Regions from separate parts of the Homo sapiens genome. Here regions 2, 3, 4 and 5 are each linked to region 1. A link is a loop called in an ENCODE intact Hi-C map of the cell type or tissue named here. Cell type or tissue: psoas muscle. All regions are shown on one strand.

Region 1 (4,000 bases):
ACAAAACGTAAAAAATTTGCTCAGTATGGTGGCACACACCTGTAGTTCCAGCTATCTGTAGGCTCAGGCAGGAGGATCAATTAAGCCCAGGAGTTCGAGGCCACAGTAAGCTATGATCACACTACTGCACTCCAGCCTCACAGAGTAAGAACTTTTCTCAAACAAACAAGCAACAAAAAAAGAAAGAAAAAGGCACAATGGTGTGGCTTTCTGGCATGTAATACCCTCTTTTATCTTCCTGCCTAGCTGTATGTATGCCACCACCCATCTGTTGTGTGCTCATGGCAGACATTACAAATCAATCAAGATGCTTTGCCTCAAATTGAACTTTCAGGAACACTCTCAATACTATGCTTTGGGCTCTTCAGTTGACTAAGGTTGGTATGGAATGTGAAACTTATTTGCCATCCCTATTCTTGACTGTTTAATCAAGATAATCAACTTGGGAAGATTCCTTTTTTTTTTTTTTTTTTTTTGAGACGGAGTCTCATGCTGTCACCCAACCTGGAGTACAGTGGCATGATCTCGGCTCACTGCAACCTCTGCCTCCTGGGTTCAAGCGATTCTCCTGCCTCAGCCTCCTGAGTAGCTGGGATTACAGGTGTGTGCCACCACACCCAGCTAATTTTTGTATTTTTAGTAGATATGGGGTTTCTCCACATTGGTCAGGCTGGTCTTGAACTTCTGACCTCAGGTGATCTGCCCGCCTTGGCCTCCCAAAGTGCTAGGATTACAGCCATGAGCCACCGCACCCAGCCACTTGGGAAGATTCTTCAAGTGACCATTTGGTCAAGCGCCCAAGCTTTTATGTAGGCAAACCTCCTAGTTATCCTAGGCAGGTGGTGGCCAATTCTTTTAAAGATTTCCATGGCTCTCGATACCCCCATCATACTCCAGCACCCATCCTGCCCTGGCTTATCCTGACAAAAGATTTTTTCCCCCACATTTACCTGAACTCTGTCTTCCTTGCTATTCAGAGAAAATGAAGAAGGAAAGAGAAAGAACTACAGAATTACCAGGATACAAGGAATTTGCTGTTAAGATCTTCTTAACCTTCCAGTTGCTTGGGAATCATTGCCGTAGGGTGTCTCTGTACTCAACAGAAGGGTGAAGACGTTTTAGCAACAGTAGCAAAGCAAATGATCTTGGACTTACAGTTTCTTGATTTCCGATGATTAAGCTTCTGCACATACCAACCCCAAGACAGGGTCATTCTATAACTTCTTAATAAGGTTAAGGTATTTCGACTACTTGGTCTTCAGTTTCCCTCAGTAATAGAGACACCAAGATCCTATTGCTCTCCAGCAACCAGGCAGGAGAGATTTGAGTCAGAGGAAAGCACGAGAGAGAAGTTAAGAACAGCAATTTCTTAAGTCATAAACGGAGTCAGGACTGTAAGTGTGATTTTCTGTTACCTGCCCCAGACCTCATGGAATTAAACTTTCCTGCCCTGATCCCTTGGATTCGTTTCTCCAACCCCACTCACCTAGCCCGGCCTCCCCGAAACACAAATTGGAATGGCGTTGGCTCCCGGGCACACTAGGGGGCGCCAGCGGGCTTGTTTTCCAGGATGGCCCTAAAATTCTCTCCAGCGAGGAGAGGACCATGACGGCCAGGCCACGCTTGCTCTGAAAAGCGCCGAGCGTGGAAGGGTGTCTTGGAATGGGGTCTAAAAGGGAGAACGACATCCTTATGACTTGCTTTAGGCTGCTTTCTGGATGTATTTTCAGAGCTGGGGATGAGGAGAGGTTGCGTAAAGGTGCCGGCCTGCTGCTGGCCGGGGCTGGCAGCCTTTCAGCCGCCGCGGGTGAGTCAACACCTGGGAATTGCATCCAAGGGCGGCCCTTTCAAGCTGCCTGGAACTTTCTGCCATCACACTGAGGCCACTGTTTGACCCAGTCCCGGGCCAGGGAGGCAGGAGCCGATCACGTCCCAGGGCAGTGCTTCTCCCTGGCACTGAGTCCGTGGAAAGAGGCTGGGAAGGTTCTTTCCACACTTGAGGGCTGGCGTTGGGAAAATAGGGTAGTGCTCTCCGCCCCAGTGAACAGCAAGAGCTCACTTCCCCCAGCAGACTTCTGCTCCACTGGCCTACTTTCAGCATGGAGTGGAAGGAAGCCAGCTCCAGGAGGGCAGAGGCTTCCTCTCCACCCCTCTCTTCCACAACCTTCAACAGGCGCCTTGTTCTCCCCGGCCAGGGAACTGCGGATGGTGACCATCGTTTCCCAGCCCAGCAAGGGGAAATGAGGGGAGGAAATAAACGCAGGGTTTTTATTGCCAAATATTTCTTTCCCTGGGAGGACAACGCATTCAAACCGCTGAGTGGAGATTGGAGTTAGTCCAGCCATAAACCATCTTAATGAACACTAATAGAGAACCGCAATTATTGTTGACTTCAAAATGCAAACAAGAACTTTAGACAGTGATCCCTATCAGCCGGTGAGGCCGGGCACAGATGCCGGGCGCTGTTTTTGCCGTTGCTTAGCAATGGAAAATGAACTGTTCCTGTCTGTTACCACTGGAGGTGGAGGTAGGACAATGAGCTTTATTGGACAGAATAGGTATGAAATTAGTTTATTCTTTTTCACTTGGAGAAGGCAATTGGCAGCCAAGAGAGTCACTCGGAAAAGGGGTATTTTAGAGGTTGAGGGTGACTTTCCTTCTCATTACTTCGGTAAATCCTAACCACCTTGTTTTCCTCTACAGATAAAGTTTGAACTTTTGCCGGGAGTGTCCCTCCAAAACGATCATCAATCAGACAGAATAGCTGCAAATACCAACTCACAGACCAGGTTGGGAATTAGGGTGAGGAGAATGAAATCTTGGGTGCAAAATTTAAGGGAATGCCAAAAAACTTAGTAGCCAGGATAAATAATAGTTTAATGCAATATTTTTTAAAAGTCAAAATAAATGTAAAATAACCATGGTAAAAAAAAAAATCAGATTTGAAATAAAGAGAAGCTCAATATCACTGATTTTTATTTTTCCTTTGGCTTCAGGCTTTAATATGGCACAGTGCGTCAGTGCCACAGACTTTTTACCGCACCAAACACATTTGCAACACGGACAGTTTTGGGAGCTGCTTTTTCCTCAGCAGTGTTGATGCTATGGAGTACAGAGCCCTGTAGCTGGGCAGAAGGGAGTGTCTCTTTCTGCAGTTCTTTAGTAGGCTTCTTCCAGGATAGTAGAGAGGCAAATGGTCTTGGGGAGGAACCTACCTATGCTTCCAGGGCAGTGACACAGGAAGTACTAAGGTACAGGAAGTACTAAAAACCCAGGGCTCAGCAAACACAGACAGTCAGGTGAAATTGCCCAAAACACTGTTCCTCAGACAACAGGGACAGGCCCAGAGCTGGCAGTTTATGGTAAAATTATCTCCTCTTTTGTTATTGGTATTAATAGTAACTCCTATATATTGAGAACCCTTAGGTGGAATCACATGGAATCGCCAATATTGAACCTTTTTTGACCTACAAACCCAATGTATATGGTTTAATCCAATGTATGCTGAGTATGGGAGGCTGAATAATGAACCCCAAAGATGTCCACATCCTAATCCCTGGAACCTGTGAATATTACCCTATATGGCAAAAAGGATTTTGCAGATGTGATTGAATTAAGGATTCTTTTTTTCTTATTTTAGTGATAGGGTCTTGCTATGTTGCCTCGGCTGGAATGCAGTGGCTGTTCATAGACATTATCACAGCACACTACAGTCTCAAACTCCTGGACTCAAGCAATCCTCCTGCCTCAGCCTCCTGAGTAGCTAGGACTACTGGGATGCACTACTGCTCTTGGCAAATTAAGGATTTTGAGATGGAGAGACTATCCTGGATTATCTGATGGGCTTAATCATTGACAAAGGTTCTTATATAAGGAAAAGTCAATGTGATAATGGAAGCAGATTTGAAGATGCTGTGCAACTGGCTTTGAAGATGGAGGACGGGGCCACAAGCCAAGGATTGTTGGCAGCCTCTAAGCTGGAAGAGGTAAGAAGCATATT
Region 2 (4,000 bases), 200 kb after region 1:
CTACATGATAAAAAAAAGTCAGGATAATGCACATGGCCTGTGCCCATCTGTGTAAACATCCACACACATCCAGGGCTGTGTAAAGGCATCAGCTGTCAAATGATACAGAGGAAACTGGTCATCGTGGTTACCTCCGGGGAGGAGGTTAGGAAGCTGTACTTCCTTGACAAGAGAATGCCGTACTTTTCACTATATATCTTTTGGTATAATGTTTTTTATTACTATTTTTTTAAACAACATACTAAAAAGAAAAGGAGAAAGGGCCTGAGTGGAGCAGTAACCTGCCTGGGGTCCCACGAATGGCCCAGGGGTAGGGCCGGGCCTGGCTCCCAGGACTCCCAGCCCAGGGTTCTTTCCACTGCAGCAGCATGTGTATAGACAGTTTGATTTTATTCCCTCTACGCCTCACTCAATACTTGCCACCCACAATAATCACTCTTGGAAAAACTGCACCCACTTCCCAGTGATTTTATTAGTTAGCAGTGACTCTGACAAGCCTCCATTTTCCAATTAGCGCTACCCCCCATATCACTGACACTGGCATCCTCTGAGTGACATGTAGTGGCTGAGCCAGACACTCCCTAACCAAAGTGACACAACGGCATTGCTCTTCGATGGCCTATGGCTCCAAGTGCAACCCAAACGTTTAGACCGATTTTAGATTTCTGTATAGATAGCTCATGCCAAGCTTAAGTTCACACGAATGTTCACAAATATTACTTGGCCTGTAAATTATTCCCAGCAAATTTTCCATTTCAGGCCAACTTCTACTCAGCCACTTCCCTATTAACTATCTACTGCTCTCTGTGCATGCTCATGAGGTGGCCACCGTGAGCTTGTGAAAATTCAACCCAAAGCCACCATGGTGGCTGAATGAGACAGACACACGTGGGTTCTGCATTTTGGGCTCAGCCAGCATCAGTGACCCAGCTTCCTCCTTTCTGGCTGTGTGACATCAGGTGATACACTTACCTTCCAATCTCAGTTTCCTCCTATGTAAAGCGGAGTGCCTCAGGAAAGAACCAGAAAGCCTGCTGGTTCTGTGGAAACAGTAACTGGAGTTGTTCATACCAATGATTCCTTTTCTCCCACTAGGCAACAGACAGTTGATTATAAATAGTTTTTTGGGATTCTCTTCAGAATCCCACGCTCCTGCCCTCAGTGTCAAGGCTCTGGGATACAGCACGTGGAACCCTGGAGAAGCATGAGAAGTTGCCACTGGAGGCTAGATAAGAATCTGGAGTCTCTGTCTCTCTCAAGAAAACAGAAAATGGGGCTCTGTTTGGGGTGTCTATCCCACTCGCAATGGGGGGCCTCTTCCCCTCGGAGCTCTGCCTCTCCCCACCCATGGAGAAAGCCCCTGGCTACCACGTTTTTTCTCCATGCTGCTGCTCCCCCGGACAAGGCGTCAGGACCAGGTAGGTCACATGCTTTCAGTGACTCCATTCACAGAACTTCTGTTGCTCCTGGGAAGTGGGCACTGGAACTGAAAGACAGCCAGGCCACCTGAGCTATTCTCTTCCATGGAGGATATTTGGCTTGAATGCCACAAGGTGACCACTGATCATCCTGCACATGGCATTAGAGAAAACAAAGAGAACACAGAAAGTGACAGAGAGAAGGTACGAGTGGTGCCCGCGTTCCTGGCAGCCTTCCAGGTTCCAGTCTTGATGACCGCCAGCTATTATACATGCTTGGCCTTGGGGTCCTGAGAGACCCACAGTACTTCCTCCAATAGATTCCCTGCCCTCATATATATATATATGCATTTCTTCCTAAACTTGTTGCTTTCTGTTACTTGCAACCAAAAGAAGCCTAAAATATTCTGATTCCTATCTGTATAAATCTCCATCAGTATTTGAGAATGGCCTGAAGGTGGCACTTTCCATTCTGAGACAAAGAATTACTATAAAAATGCTGAATTTGTGGCATTACCTTTATTTTGCCTGATTGCATTACTCAAACAGAAAGAGCTATGAATAATAATAATAATAACGATACCACTAAAGTAAAATATTTGACACTCACAAGATTAAAAGCTGAATACAGTAATCTTCTCATAATCATCACGGGATATGCAGCACTTAATCAACAATTACACTGGGAAAATGCCCGCGACTTAATGCTTAAGTACCGGGAAAAGGCAAAGGAGAAAAGTAGGAAATCAATGCAAGGGGAGCAAGAAGTGTATCCAATCTAAATACTGCATGTATTATGATAACAGAGTTCTACATTTTCCTATCAAGGCTATGCAGAAAAATAATAAAAACAATCCAAGAATACACACCCCAAACCAAAACACTCTCGTGAAAGAGCTATTTTTAAAAATCACTTAGAATATTCATCTGATGGTGACACAGTCCATTAATCGGGGTGCTTATTTTTTCTTAACAGCTTTATTAAGGTGTAATTTACACATTCTTTATGCCCAAGTTTCTTCCCCGAGTCCTGCCCCCTGATGGGAGACGGAAGTGGAATGGCCCATGCAGGAAGCCAGAGCCTGGTGGAATAAGAGGCAGCAGTGTGGCCGACGCAGGGAGGAGAGAAGACAGACCCTCCCTCCCAGGAGGGGGCTCCTATCCCCAAAGGGCCTGCCAAGTGATTGTTAGGAAGTAGGTAGGTATATTCATATCTAGAACATGTAAATTTTTTTAAAAAAAGCAAAGCCTACTTGCCAGATCAAAATATTTCATGACCCAGAGCAAGTAACTCAGCAACCTTGGGAAATAAGCAAGCATTTACAACAGCCCACAATCTCTTTTGGCTGTCAGATCTTTACAACATGAGTTTTATTTTTAATGTTCTTTTTAAAGAGCTAATTCTTCATTCAGGATGCGCCTGCCCGATGCAAGCAGCACAAACACCCGCATTGTATTATAAATAGCCTCTTTTAAGGAGGGCTGGGTGGATAGCAACATTTTTTAACCTAGATACAGTTGTGACAACCCGTGACCTCCACACATCAGCCTTATTGTGTTATTTTATGAAGAATGTATCCTTGATGACTGCAATGATAGCCAATGAGGCCACAGTATGACTTCATGAACACATAATAATGCTGCCCTTTCATTTTCTGAGAGGGTTTATCTTCCTTCTGCTACAGGTAAATACAGTAAATTTGACATCATGGAATACAATTGAAGTAGCAAATGATCAATGTCAACCACAATAACAGTGCTTCAAAAAATTACCTCAACAATCCTATTTTCACCATTTTCCACAACCTATGGAAGTGAGGGAGTGGCATGAATGGGCACCTGGTAACTGAGAGGGAAGAATCTAAACATAGCTGCGTCTGCATCGCGCCCGCCAATGAAACCACATAAGCCCTCCCTCCGGGATGCATCAGTTCACATAAGGGCTCCCCTAAGCTCCAACTCGCAGGAGAATGAAAACAATAGAAAGCTATCTTCAGCCCTGGCTCCACAAGAAAAGCTCATTGCACTGATGCTAAGGTGGCTTTGCAGAGGAAACAGCTACAGACAAACCAACCCCCAAACCCAACTCTTAGTCAACTAGTCAAGATAGGCATTCAATCTTAATACTAGAGATCTGGGAATCCTCTTTACACAGAACTGAGGTGAAATCACCCCTGAGAAAACCAAGCAAAATGAAATCAAGTCCCTGCAAAAGACAAAATATTTCCTTAGACATACATACATGATATTGGTAACGGCCTTCCCTGCCTTTAAATTTGACCTTATAATACAAATGCAACCTCAGGCAAGTTCCCAAAATAATGCAGGAACCTTCAAATATTTCCCCGTCTAAGCCATACCTACAAATGTCATCTATAAGCCCTCCTATTGTATCCTTAGTAAGCAAAGAGACACAGGAATCTGCCTCTGGCCAAATATGCTCAGAGTTCACCTACCAACTGTCATGAAAACCTTGCAAAGTGTGAAGAGTATGAAAAGGCAAAGCTATTAGACTTTTTCTAGGTCTGTTGACTGATTTCCTATAGGTTCTGGGCATATGCTAATATCAAAGCTGAAATACA
Region 3 (4,000 bases), 870 kb after region 1:
AACTGCCGAAGGTACGGCCAAAGTTTTCATTTTGGTAACAGGGCGGACATGATACTCCATATTTAGCATGAAAGTTTATTGAGATGGGACAAGTATATATTTATCTACTGAAAATGGCTCATTGTATAGGAGTTAGGATGGAAAAATAATGTCTTGGCATGGAGACCTGAGTTTTGATCCAGGTCTATGTAACCTTGGGTGAGTCACATACGTTTGTTTGACTTCCATTTTCTTAGCTAGAAAATAAGGGAGATGGCATATGTGATTCCTAAAGTCCCAGCCACCATCCAGTTCTATGATTCCGTAATCTCTAAATCTTAAGGGTCTGAATCTTTCAATCGAATCTAATCAAAGATGTTAGTTGTGCTATTCCTAAAAAATATATATACCTTATACAGTTGTATTTTAAAATTCTATACTGGGCTAAAGCTCCTAATTAACAGTGTTTTATGACTTTACCAACCACGCTGAAGGCTTCTTCTGATTTGCTCATTCTTCCAAACATGATGCTATCAAAAGCTTAATACAACTATCAGAGTTTTTCAAAGTTAAAATTTTTTTTACAGTCTTATAACTTTGTAAAATAATATTTTAAAAAATATTTAAATTTATCTTTCTTGCTCTTTCATAGATCAGGGCTGCTTATCAATTCCTGCCAAGCAGAAAGCATCCTGCTCCTTGAGTCTGCAGCTCTCAGAAGCATCTTCAGGCTCTCTGGGAATTCATCTTTGTATGCCGGAGACCCAGCAATAATAATGTTGAGTAAAAGTTTGTGGAATAAATGGATGAATGAACTGTTGGGGACACTGTTGCTACACCTGTCAGCAACCCTGTGCTCCCTTCTCCAATCTTAAACATTTAGGCAGATTCAGATCAACATGGAAACATCCCAGGGTAGACGGGCAAATATCTGAACACCACATATAGCTAACAATATGAGTATCTCTTTTGTGAGTTCTTTACAAAATCCTTGTGGAACTTTACAACCTGGAAACATCTTCTCATTAACGCAGCATGAGGCATCATCACACCCAAGGAGGGACTCCGGTCCTAAGGCCCTGGCTAAGAGCATGGGATGTGGTGGAGGCTCAAAAAGAACTGAGTCTGTGCTTAAACTAGAAAAGGACAGGGTGAGGAGCACTTAATCAGCACATCCGTTATCTCAGGTGATGTTTACTCCAACTCTGAGGGGAAGATGTTATTATCTCCATTTTACAAACTGGAAAAACTGAGCAGTAAAAAATCTGCATAAGTAATTAAAAGACAGTTATGAAAGGCTGGGTACAGTGGCTCACGCCTGTAATCCCAGCACTTTGGGAGGATGAAGCAGGCGGATCACTTGAGGCCAGGAGTTGGAGACTAGCCTGGCCAACATGGTGAAACCCCGTCTCTACTAAAAATACAAAAATTACCCGGGCATGGTGGTGCACACCTGTAGTCCCAGCTACTTGGGAAGCTTAGGTATGAGAATCGCTTGAATCTGGGAGGTGGAGGTTGCAGTGAGCCAAGATCGCACCACTGCACTCCAGCCTGGGCAACAGAGTGAGACCTTGGTCTCGAAAAGAAAAAAAAAAAAGAGAGAGACAGTTATGAAATATGTAGGGAAATTCAAAACCTGATCTCTCTGACTCCAAAGGCTGGGTTCTTTTGACTGTATCTCAGGACACATTCAAGCAACAGGCTACTGCTCCATTTGGACTTTTTCAGGGCTAAACAGTAAAGGGTTAAACAAACCTAGCCGCCCCCGCCCACACACACACAAAAAAGCAATGTTCCTGCTGTCACAGGAATATATTAATGGTTAAAAAAAAACACATAGTAATAATAACGCAAGTCAATATTTTTAAAGACCTAAATTCGACAATAAATATAGCCAGGAACATCACTCTTCTTCTCTGTACACATTATTATCATTTGCTCCTCCACTCTCCAGGCAAGCACACTAAAGGCTATTTCCAGGATGGAGTCAGATGTTACACAACTTTGCAATTTCCAATATGTGAATATTAACATAGACCAATGACATTATTACAGAAGCTTACTAGAAATATATTCTGCTGGTCACCAGAGGGATTAGCTTTGCTTCCTAACCTTAGAAAATGCGATAATTTGGGCATATGTTTTCAGTACAAATTTTTCAAAAACTACGAAAAATAACGCTTATTAAGAAAGGCTCCTGGTTAACCTTCTGTTCTTTCAATCAGTTTCTTAGCAGAGTTTTTGGCACCACCAACTGGTGAAAGAGGTGTACTGCAAAGGTGCTCGGCTCTCAATCTGTTTGGTTCATTAAGAGAGGATCATGCATTTATTTCATATTTAATTTACGGTGAATCAATTTATTTTAGTCACTAAATAAAATTAGAAATGCATTTCTTTGTCAGTCAAATAAATAATAATCCACTCTGGCTTTTTCACCTGAGAAGAAAGTATGTTTTGGTTAGTAAAGGTCATCAGAGAAAACTCAATCTACCCACCAAAGTTAATTTGATTTATTCTGCCATAAACTCACACTCAAAAAGCAAACACTGAGAACTACAATGAAAATTAGGAACTAAAAGAGAGAGCAAACTAAATGGTATCAAATACTATGCTAGCCTACAGTGTTTATATAAGACATTAATTTAACCGGAAATAAAAATGATTGAGGAGGTAATTTCACATTTGTTAAAAAATTGAACTTTTCCCACCAAGATTCCTGTCTCAAAGATGGATGCTGCCATTTGACATGTGAATATATATGCTATCTAGCCATCCTTCCTGTTTAATTGAGCCACACCTAGCAATGGATACCAGTATCAAGAGAGCAGAGCCAAGCCCTTAAGGCACAACTCCGATCTCTGCACAGTGAATCATGAAAATAAATACCCCTGAAGAACAGTCTAATTTTTCCCCCCAAAACAATTTGTGTTTTCTAGGGAGAATGGCTCAGAAAAAAAAAAAAGAAAAAAAGAAAAAAACAACAAATTTGTGGATACAAGTTGTCTATGAGAAGTACATCTAGCTACTTGTGATGATAAATTTGTAACCCACAGAATAAATGGCACCAACTCTATGACAAAACTGGTCATTGAAGAAACTTCTTTACTAGACAATGTGAAAGAGACAGAAAAAAGGAAAGAACCATCCAAAGAATCAAATTTGACTCTGATGGCAGGGTTTGGTTAAAAGCCATCTGACAGAGTTTAAAACTACTGTGACAATTTTGTGATAATAGCAGTTTAAATCGCTATACAAATGTGTACTCAATTCATATTTGTTAAAGCCTCCAAGTCTAAATCTCCAATTGAAAGCCTAGTAAAGAAGACCATTTGAAATAGGCCCAGAAAAAAGTAAGGGCCAGCAGCTGCTCTATCCAATTCAACACATAATTTGAACATGTAAACTTTGATCAGATTAATTCTATTCCTTCGTTCATTTCATTCATTTATTTGTTCATGTATTCGTCAAATACTCTCTCCTGCAAACAGAGTTAAATTTTTACAAGGAGAGAACAAGAGTGAGACCCTCCTGCCCCTTCCTCTCCTTGGACAAGAGTCTTGATATCCCACGGCAAGGATTTCTAATTGAAGTCATGACTGGATTATGAGGAATCCTAACAATAAGACTTGGGTTAAGAAAAGCATTTTTAAACTTTTATTTGTTTCTTATATCCTTTAACATGACTCATGTCATGAGTCTCACTAAGTCTGTGTAGACATTTTTTGAGGTATGACTGACAAAAAATTGTCTATATTTAAGGTATACAAGATGACGTTTTTATAAAAGTATACTTTGTGTAATGACTCACAGTCAAGCTAATTAGCATATCCATCACCTGACATGCTTCGTGTGTGTGTGTGTGTGTGTGTGTGTGTGTGTGTGTGTGTGTGTATGTGTGTGTTGAAAACACTTAAGATCTGCTCCCTTGGCAAATCTGAAGTACACAACACATTAACTATAGTTACCATGCTGTACACTAGATCACTAGAATTCATTCACCCTGTAACTAAAATTTTGTATC
Region 4 (4,000 bases), 730 kb after region 1:
CTTTGGTTGCCCAGGCTGGTCTCGACTCCTGGCCTCAAGTTATCCTCCCACCTTGCTGTCCCAAAATGCTGGGATTACAGGCATGAGCCACCATGCCAAACCCACCTCATGGTCTCAAATGGCTGCTGGAGTTCCAGCCATTGCATCCCTACCAGAGGAAGGATAGTAGGAGAAGAAGGGCATGGTCACACTGAGCTGCAAGGGAGGTTGGTGGCCATGTGCCCAGTTATTCATAAAATTTGGGAGCTCTAGTACCAAGGCAGAAGGGAAGAACAGGCATTGGGGGCCATCCACAGCTTCTGCCACACCTGCCTCCCCTACTCCAGACACCTGGCATCACCTCTACCCTTCATCTGCCACCTCACCCCCGCTCTGGAGCTGACCGACTCCCACACAGAGCAGTCAGTGAGTTAATGTCCATGGTCATGCTGTAGGACTGCTGCTTGGCACTTCTGTGCCTGCATACCAGAGAATTGTACTTCTGAATCAGTTTCCCTCCCAGCACCCCTCTTCCATGATGGCGGCCTGTCCAGCTCTTGCCAGTGCCCTCTCTATGGAGTCTAGTCTCTCTCTGTCATGCCCTCAATCTCTCCAGACACTGGCTGGGGCCCTTTTCTGATGGACCCACCACCCAGATCCCAGTATCAGGCCACCCAGCTTTCAGGGTCACTTCCTGCCTAGATCTTTGCCTCACCTCTCTCTACCTCTTCACTGAGTTGCTCAAACTACACCTGAACTTGACATGCTTATTAGCTTCTCACCAATGATGACAGTGAGCAAAGTCTTTTTTTTCCTGGAAAGGACTAATTCCAAAAAACCATAATTCTTAGGAGCTATGTATTTTTCTTTCAAAATAAGAACTTGAATCCCAAGAGAAAATGTACACCCTTGTAGTTTAGATCACAAGGGCATGACTTGTCAACTCAGAGAGTGGCCTACAGCCTTGGTTCCATCTCTTGCTAGCTGTGGGACTTAGGCATATAACTTACCATCTCCGAGCTCTGGGTTCCACAACTGGAAAACTATCCTAAGCACAGCACCTACCTTTCAGCACTATAAGGAAGATTATGGAAGATTAAATGAGGTACACTGCCCGGTGCATGGCAAGCACAAAGTAAAGTTACTTATAATAATAATTGATTTATAATAACATGAATTTTAAATATCAGTAAATTGGCACTGATTTTTTAGTTGCTAAAATGTTACTGCCTGGGCTTTTGTGAGAAGTAGTTCAGTGCAGTCAGCGTTTCAATTTTTCATTCTGAAATCTTGTCTAACTCCTTACTTCCTCCTTTCCCTGGTGGACTCAAGCAGTGGAGGTCCCAGTGTGCCTTACACCTGAGGAGGTGTGGTGTGTACATCAAAATCAAGCCTGCTTCCTTTTGGTAAATAGTTACACCACACCAGGCGAGGGCCTGCCTACTCCAGTGTGGCCGATGTATTTTTCCAAACCCATAATCAACCCAGAGATCATTGGCCCAACCACATCTGCTGCCCTTGATATTACATCTTGGAGTGGCAGTTGAGGGCCTGGCCAAGTAGAGAACTTGTCTTTTGGGGATGAAGTAGCATTCTCCCCCAACTCTCACTTTCTTTTCTACACGTGGATTTCTTTCTGAGTCTCATTTTATCTTTGTCTTTTTGGCTTTCTTTGTCTACACAATTGTTTTATTTATTTATTTGCCCCATCCCCCTACTTTTTTTGCAATGGGGTCTCTATGTTGCCCAGAAGCATCTGGAACACCTGGGCTCAAGCGATCCTCCCATCTCAGCCTCCCAAGTAGCTGGGACTACAGGCCCGAGTTACCACATGCAGCCCCACGATTGTTCCTTTTTACATATTAAATAACCTATGCTTAATTTAGAAAATGCAAAAAATGAAAAGATGGGGAAAAAAACCAAACACGTAACTCCTGCACCTTGGTGTGTACCCATCCAGAACACTACACATGCACACAATTTTTGTTTTCTCGGAAATAAAATCATATGAGCTAGACCAGTGGTTCTCAATCAGGGTGATTTTTCCCCCACAGAAGACATTCAGCAATGTCTGCAGACATTTTAGGTTGTCAAAACTGGGGCAGGTGGTGATACTGGCATCTAGTGGTTGAGGCCAGAGATACTGCTAAACATCCTAAAACGCACAGGCCAGCCCTCAACAACAACAAATTACCTAGCCCCAAATGTCAAAAGGCCCAAGGTTAGGAAACTCTGGTCTAGACCACGGTTAAGCAAACTACTGCCCTCCTGGTTGGCTACCTGTTTTTATAAATAAAGTTTTATTAGAACACGGAGATGTCCATTCATTTCTATGTCATCTATGGCTGCTTTGACTTACAACGCAAGTGAGCAGTTGTAACAGAAACTGTGTGGTCACAAGTCCTAAAATAAATATGAGCCACATATGAAATTTCAAGTTTTTCTAGTAGCCACATTTTTTTAAAGTACAAAAAAAGCAGGGGAAATTAATGTTAGTAATATGCCCCAAATATTATCATTTCAACCTTGAATCAACATAAAAATTAATGAAATATTGTTATATTCTTTTATTTCCATATTAAGTCTTCACTTACAGCACTTCTCAATTCAGACTAGTCACATTTTTTTTTTTTTTTTTGAGACGGAGTTTTGCTCTCATTGCCCAGGCTAGAGTGCAGTGGCACAATCTCAGCTTACCACAACCTCCTCCTCTCAGGTTCAAGCGATTCTCCTGCCTCAGCCTCCCGAGTAGCTGGGATTACAGGCACGTGCCACCACGCCCGGCTAATTTTGTATTTTTAGTAGAGACTGGGTTTCTCCATGTTGGTCAGGCTGGTCTCGAATTCCGACCTTAGGTGGTCCACCCACCTCAGCCTCCCAAAGTGCTGGGATTATAGGCATGAGCCACTGTGCCTGGCCCAGACTAGTCACATTTTAAGTGCTCACGTTGCTGGTGGCTATTGTATTACACAATGCAGGTCTACACTGCATTTTTCACTAAACTGCTTTTTTAAATTATTTTACTTTTAATTTTATTTTATATATATTTTTGAGACGAAGTTTCACTCTTGTCACCCAGGCTGGAGGGCAGTGGCGCGATCTCGGCTCACCACAATCTCTGCCTCCTGGGTTCAAATGATTCTCCTGCCTCAGCCGCCCTAGCAGCTGGAACTACAGGTGCATACCACCACACCCGGCTAATTTTTTTTTTATTTTTAGTAAAGACAGGGTTTCACTACGTTGGCCAGGCTGGTCTCGAACTCCTGACCTCAAGTGGTCCCCCTGCCTCGGCTTCCCAAAGTGCTGGGATTATAGGTGTGAGCCACTGTGCCCTGCCACTAAAAAAAAAAAGTGCTGCTTTTTTTACTTAATGGAAATAAAAGTCTTCTCATGTCCACCATATATTTTTATATCTCTTTTAAAGCGTTCAACTTTTTTAAAAGATTCCAATTTTCTGGATGTTTATATTGCTTCTGAGTTTCACAATTATGAACGATTCTGCCACGAACATTCTTAGATAAAGCTTTTTCACCTCATCTGTAATTATTTCCTTAGGATAAACTCCCAGATGTGCGTCAAAGAGCAAAGAAACATTTTTAAGGGTTTTGAAATATATATATTTTTAAGAATAATACCTTCCCTACAAGATGATTACAAGAATTACGTTAGTACATGTAAATCAATTTTATTAATTCAAGTAAGGTCAATAAAACTTAAAATAGTAGGCTGGGCACAGTGGCTCACACCTGTAATCCCAGCACTTTGGGAGACAGAAGTGGGCAGATGACGAGGTCAGGAGATTGAGACCATCCTGGCTAACACGGTGAAACCCCGTCTCTATTAAAAATACAAAAAATTAGCCAGGTGTGGTGGCAGACGCCTGTAGTCCCAGCTACTCGGGAGGCTGAGGCAGGAGAATGGCATGAACCCAGGAGGCGGAGATTGCAGTGAGCCGAGATTGCGCCACCGCACTCCAGCCTGAGTGACAGAGCGAGACTCCCTCTAAAAAAAAACAAAACAA
Region 5 (4,000 bases), 120 kb after region 1:
TTTAAAAATAAAATTCTTAAGGGTCCAAAACAAAGAAGAGGGGGCAAATTAAAACAAAATAAAAGGAAAAGAAAAGAAAGAAAACCAAACCAAAAACAAGAAAAAAGAAAAAAAATTGCTGATATTGCCACAAATCATTAGAAATCTCCTGACATGCTGAAACCAAATGGTCGTAAGTTCAAAACAAATCAGTGACTTGTTTTTAATTTTTTGTGGTTTCCTTTTGCTCTTTCTGCCCCTTTGCCGTCCGATTGGTGATGTTATTCAAACAGGACCGGATCCCTGCTAAGTGCAGGAGGGACCCTGCCGCTTCTTTCATCTCCTCATCATCGCTCTCGGGGGGCTTTTCGGTGCGTCTCTTTTTGAGGGGCAGTGTGTCGCTGGGGACCTTCCTGGCCTTGGCGAAGTGCTGGCGCTTCTTGTGCTGGGATGCGTACCCGCTGTCCCCCAGAGAATCCTTGGGCTCCTTCTGGCTGTGCTTCCTGTCGTCCTCTTCCGTGTCGCTGGGGCTCTCGTGGCTCCGGAAGCTCCCCTCGCTGCCCTCGCTGCCCTCCTGGCTCCCCTTGGTGGCAAACTCATAGTGGTCGTCGGCTGAGGAGGAGGAGGAGGAGATGGAGTCGCTGGTGGGCGAGGTGCTCCGGGCGTTGGAGGACTTGGCACTGCTGTAGTTGTGATCCTCCTTGGGGTCTCCGCTGACCACTGGGGAGCCACAAGATGGCTCACTCTCAGTCCGCATCCGGCAGCTGGTGATGCCATTCCTGCAGAGCGAGGACAGTGGGGAGGGACGGGAGACAAAGAAGGGACACAGTTAGACGTCCTCAGATGGGGGCACCCGGCAGCCCGCCTGCATTCAACCATCAGTCCCTTTGTGTTCAATGGAGCCACTCGCAAACTGTGGGGGCAACAGGTGGATCTGCTTTGAAGGCAGGGTCCTAAATCCTGACACCTCAGTCTCCCCTGCTTATCTCCTATAATGGCAGTTTCACTCCATTTGTGTGGCTGAGACGTCAAAACAACAATCTTCTGAAGCGACAGTGGTGGAGGCTCCATCTCTTACATTAAACCATAAAAATCAAGCTGTGCTTGGTTCGTGTCCCCGCCAACACCACAGAGTCAGACACCGCCAGACGATGTTGGCTGGGTACTTCAGAGAAAAAAGCCTGCTCTCGTCTGAAGCGGCTACATTAGGAGGCTTTTGTCAGAAGACTAAACCAGTGTTCAGCAAAGATACCTGCCATGTGGTGACAGCTACTCACTCATGCATTCCCTCCCTCGTTCATGCAATCTACAAATACTCACTGAGCGCCTAACAGAAATGCATGACCTTAGGGAGGGTTCTGGGGGAGGGACACGGGGTTGGATCGGATATAGACACTGCCACAGCGATGTTGCAGCCTAACAGAGAGGCAAGCCAGGGTCGCATCACAGACCAGAGGGCAATAAACTACGACTTCCCGAACTCAACACCTGCCAGGCGCTCTGCTAAGTCTGTGCAGAGGACCATGTTTAACTCCGTAAGGTGGATATTAGCATCCTTATTTTACAGTGGCTCGAAGTGAAGCCTGGAGAAGTTCAGTGATGTACTTAAAGTCACACAACTGATCACTTGCGGAGCAGGGACTGGAATCAAAGTCTGACTCTCAGACTTGAGGTCTTAGCTACATCACCAGACCGACCCTCCTTTGTGATTTCCCTATAACAAGGTCCCTGCTACCCATGCCTATAAGGCGTCTGTAGCACTCATCACACCTCTGATTATTTCTTTGTGTCTTTACATCTGAGCGATGTACTTTCCTTGTGCTTCCTTATCGCGAAAGTGGGAATAGTAACTACACCTGCTCCCCGTGGGTGTGGGGCTGAGGACACGAATTAATGCCTGCAGGTGCCTGGACCACGGCTTGGCCTGACAGCAATGGCTGTGAAGCTTATTCCTGGTTAGGACCCATGCTCCTTATGTCTGGGAGGCAGCTGCCTGTCTGTTAGTGCCTGGCGCCCAGCCTTCAGAAGGATGAATACTTGCAGGAGAGGAGGGTCACTTGTAGCTGAAGGGGACGAAGGGTGGACGCCAGGGAATGTTTTGTGGAAGACAAGGCATCTGACCTTGGACACAAGGGCTGAAGAATTTGGCAGGGATGGGAACTGTTCTATGGCACCATGCTGGCCCGGTTTCCTGTAAGCTCATCTACCTCGTGATCCATTTCTAAGAGTTCTGGGGAACATGACCATACTTTTCCTGCCTAGATGACCCCAACTGTAAGTACTCTTACATCCCCTCCATAGAGGGCACTCCCCACCATCATTATGAACTGTGTGGTCATGTGTCCCATTAGAGAGCTAGCTCCATGAGACAGGGTGTGGTTACTGCTAGGCCCCCAGTGGCTATCGCCGTGTCAGCACGGTGGACACAGCAGATAAACTGAGGAAGTGCGGCACAGGTGGAATCACGTGGCTGAGAGCATGAAGCTTGGGAAATGACTGTGGGTCTCCACCACCATGACTCACCGGGCACACGCTGAGGATACGGCACTGGTAGAAGGGCTGTGGGGTCAGGACCACCAGTGAGATAACAGTAGTGACAATCTCTACCCTGGCTTTTCTCCTGTCACCCTCATGGGCCTTGAGGCTCAGGGAGACTTCAGCTGCATCCCACATAGAAAGTGAAAGGGGAAGGGAAAGAGTCCCTAATGAAAAGGGTGCAGTAGGGAGTGAGGCGAAGGAGCTGCTCTCCTGGGGCCCCAGGGCCGGTGGTATTTTGCTAAATTTAGGCTGGGGGAGAGACTCCGTACTGTCGTGTCCACCAGCAAAATGTATGAGGGTCATTATCAAAACTCAGCCTTTGCTAGATGTCCGAGAGCCTCCTGATGAACCCCAACACTTACAATGTGTGCATTTGTACACGGAAGTCCCAGTGAGACCCAGAAGGGTCCCAGCTTGTGTCCTGTGCTCCGTGATCCCAGATACACACCACCTCCCCTAAATCCTTACAGACAGAGCCTGGCTTGCAAGCCACACACGCCTGTGCTCATATCCCAGTGTTGCTTACTGGTGACTTTGAGCAGGCTGTTTTACTTCTTGAAGACTCAGCTTCCTCATCTACCTTGTGGGGCTGCGTGAGGATTAAATGAACTGTCCTGAGCACAGAGCAAGGCTGTTTGTGGTGCCTGATCATGTTTTTTACTTGTGGTCCGATTCCTGCGACTTCCTGCTGCTGTGACTTGTTCACTCTGAGCAGTCTTGTTTTCTCTTTCTATTCTGGATCGGGAGGCGTATGGGAACCCAGCACCAAGTCAGAGGAAACAGGCCCTTCAAGAGGAGTTCCTCCAGGGCTTGCCTGTGAACACAGCCCCTGAGCTTTGGGGTTTGGCCTCCTCCGTATCTGTTTTCTGCAGACTTCCTATTTCTTGGCTGTGTCTTGGGTGCATAAAGATGGCTGGGATAAGATTACTTTGAGGTGTCACCAAATGTGAAACTTGGTAAATGTAATTAATCATACAGCTAGCTATTAATAGTTATTAGAGCAAACGAAAATGAAAGTCTCGTTGTATGGTCCTTTTAATTTTTGCCATTTGAGGGAACTACTGTAAAATACAAAAATAATTCACCCACTGAACTAACATCAAACAGTTTCATAGTAAATCTAAGTATACTTGAAAGAGTAAAGTGGGCTATATTTAGCTTTTAATAAATGGATTCAGTTCTGAATGTTTCTTTTAAAAAATAACTTGGGGCTTACAACTCACGTCACTACCACAGTTAAGCAGAACATGATCCCTCTCTGAACACAGATGGGGAGAATCACGAGTGGGAGAGTGAGAAATAAAGCAAGTGCTCCACAGTGCTGATTCCTGGTGAATCTAGGTGAAGGGTCTGTGCTATTCATTGTGCTTTTCTTTCCCTTTTTTCCTAAGTTTGAACATTTTTTAAATCAAAGTTTTAGGGAGGGGGAGAAATACTCTAGAACCAAAGCAATGATGTTAAACGTGAGCTCCACACTATCATA

What was found. Hi-C counts contacts between places; a loop is a spot of excess contacts. Peaks named below come from ENCODE experiments on the same cell type or tissue, not always from the same donor. Only the 100,000 strongest peaks of a DNase experiment are listed, where the experiment ranks them.
Region 2: a loop joins it to region 1, with 4 times the contacts of the local background. A loop is called at or near these places in 25 of 110 quality-filtered maps.
Region 3: it touches region 1 in a loop (4-fold over the local background); 87 of 110 quality-filtered maps call a loop at or near these places.
Region 4: a loop joins it to region 1, with 2.4 times the contacts of the local background. A loop is called at or near these places in 58 of 110 quality-filtered maps.
Region 5: it touches region 1 in a loop (2.3-fold over the local background); 35 of 110 quality-filtered maps call a loop at or near these places.

The regions. Positions count from the first base shown.
Region 1 is chr14:89,038,978-89,042,977 of GRCh38, forward strand. It overlaps LOC105370615 (a long non-coding RNA gene), which reads left to right. Exons shown (of 3, transcript XR_944128.3): 1 at 1-2,802; 2 at 3,641-3,986. Among named protein-coding and RNA genes, the nearest start is that of TRA-AGC15-1, 62 kb to the left of the region's middle. RefSeq lists a silencer at 1,442-1,501 and enhancers at 1,802-1,921, 1,973-2,529. In psoas muscle, a CTCF peak has its summit at 1,543 (motif pointing right); DNase peaks (open chromatin) are centred at 1,564 and 1,854; H3K4me3 peaks cover 1,371 bases; H3K27ac peaks cover 1,879 bases.
Region 2 is chr14:89,240,563-89,244,562 of GRCh38, forward strand. All of the region lies in intron 4 of FOXN3 (forkhead box N3), which reads right to left. Among named protein-coding and RNA genes, the nearest start is that of FOXN3-AS3, 110 kb to the right of the region's middle. In psoas muscle, no CTCF peak of the experiment used is centred here; no DNase peak of the experiment used is centred here.
Region 3 is chr14:89,913,228-89,917,227 of GRCh38, forward strand. All of the region lies in intron 5 of EFCAB11 (EF-hand calcium binding domain 11), which reads right to left. LOC124903358 (a long non-coding RNA gene) reads left to right here. Exons shown (of 2, transcript XR_007064300.1): 1 at 1-11; 2 at 632-794. Among named protein-coding and RNA genes, the nearest start is that of EFCAB11, 40 kb to the right of the region's middle. In psoas muscle, a CTCF peak has its summit at 2,230 (motif pointing left); no DNase peak of the experiment used is centred here; H3K4me3 peaks cover 270 bases.
Region 4 is chr14:89,765,864-89,769,863 of GRCh38, forward strand. No RefSeq gene overlaps it. Among named protein-coding and RNA genes, the nearest start is that of EFCAB11, 190 kb to the right of the region's middle. RefSeq lists enhancers at 1,320-1,589, 2,379-2,428. In psoas muscle, a CTCF peak has its summit at 2,109 (motif pointing left); no DNase peak of the experiment used is centred here.
Region 5 is chr14:89,162,212-89,166,211 of GRCh38, forward strand. It overlaps FOXN3 (forkhead box N3), which reads right to left. Exons shown (of 6, transcript NM_005197.4): 6 at 1-758. The coding sequence ends at 203. Among named protein-coding and RNA genes, the nearest start is that of TRA-AGC15-1, 190 kb to the left of the region's middle. RefSeq lists enhancers at 2,780-3,711, 2,956-3,005, 3,206-3,335. In psoas muscle, no CTCF peak of the experiment used is centred here; a DNase peak (open chromatin) is centred at 1,964; H3K4me3 peaks cover 1,394 bases; H3K27ac peaks cover 1,336 bases.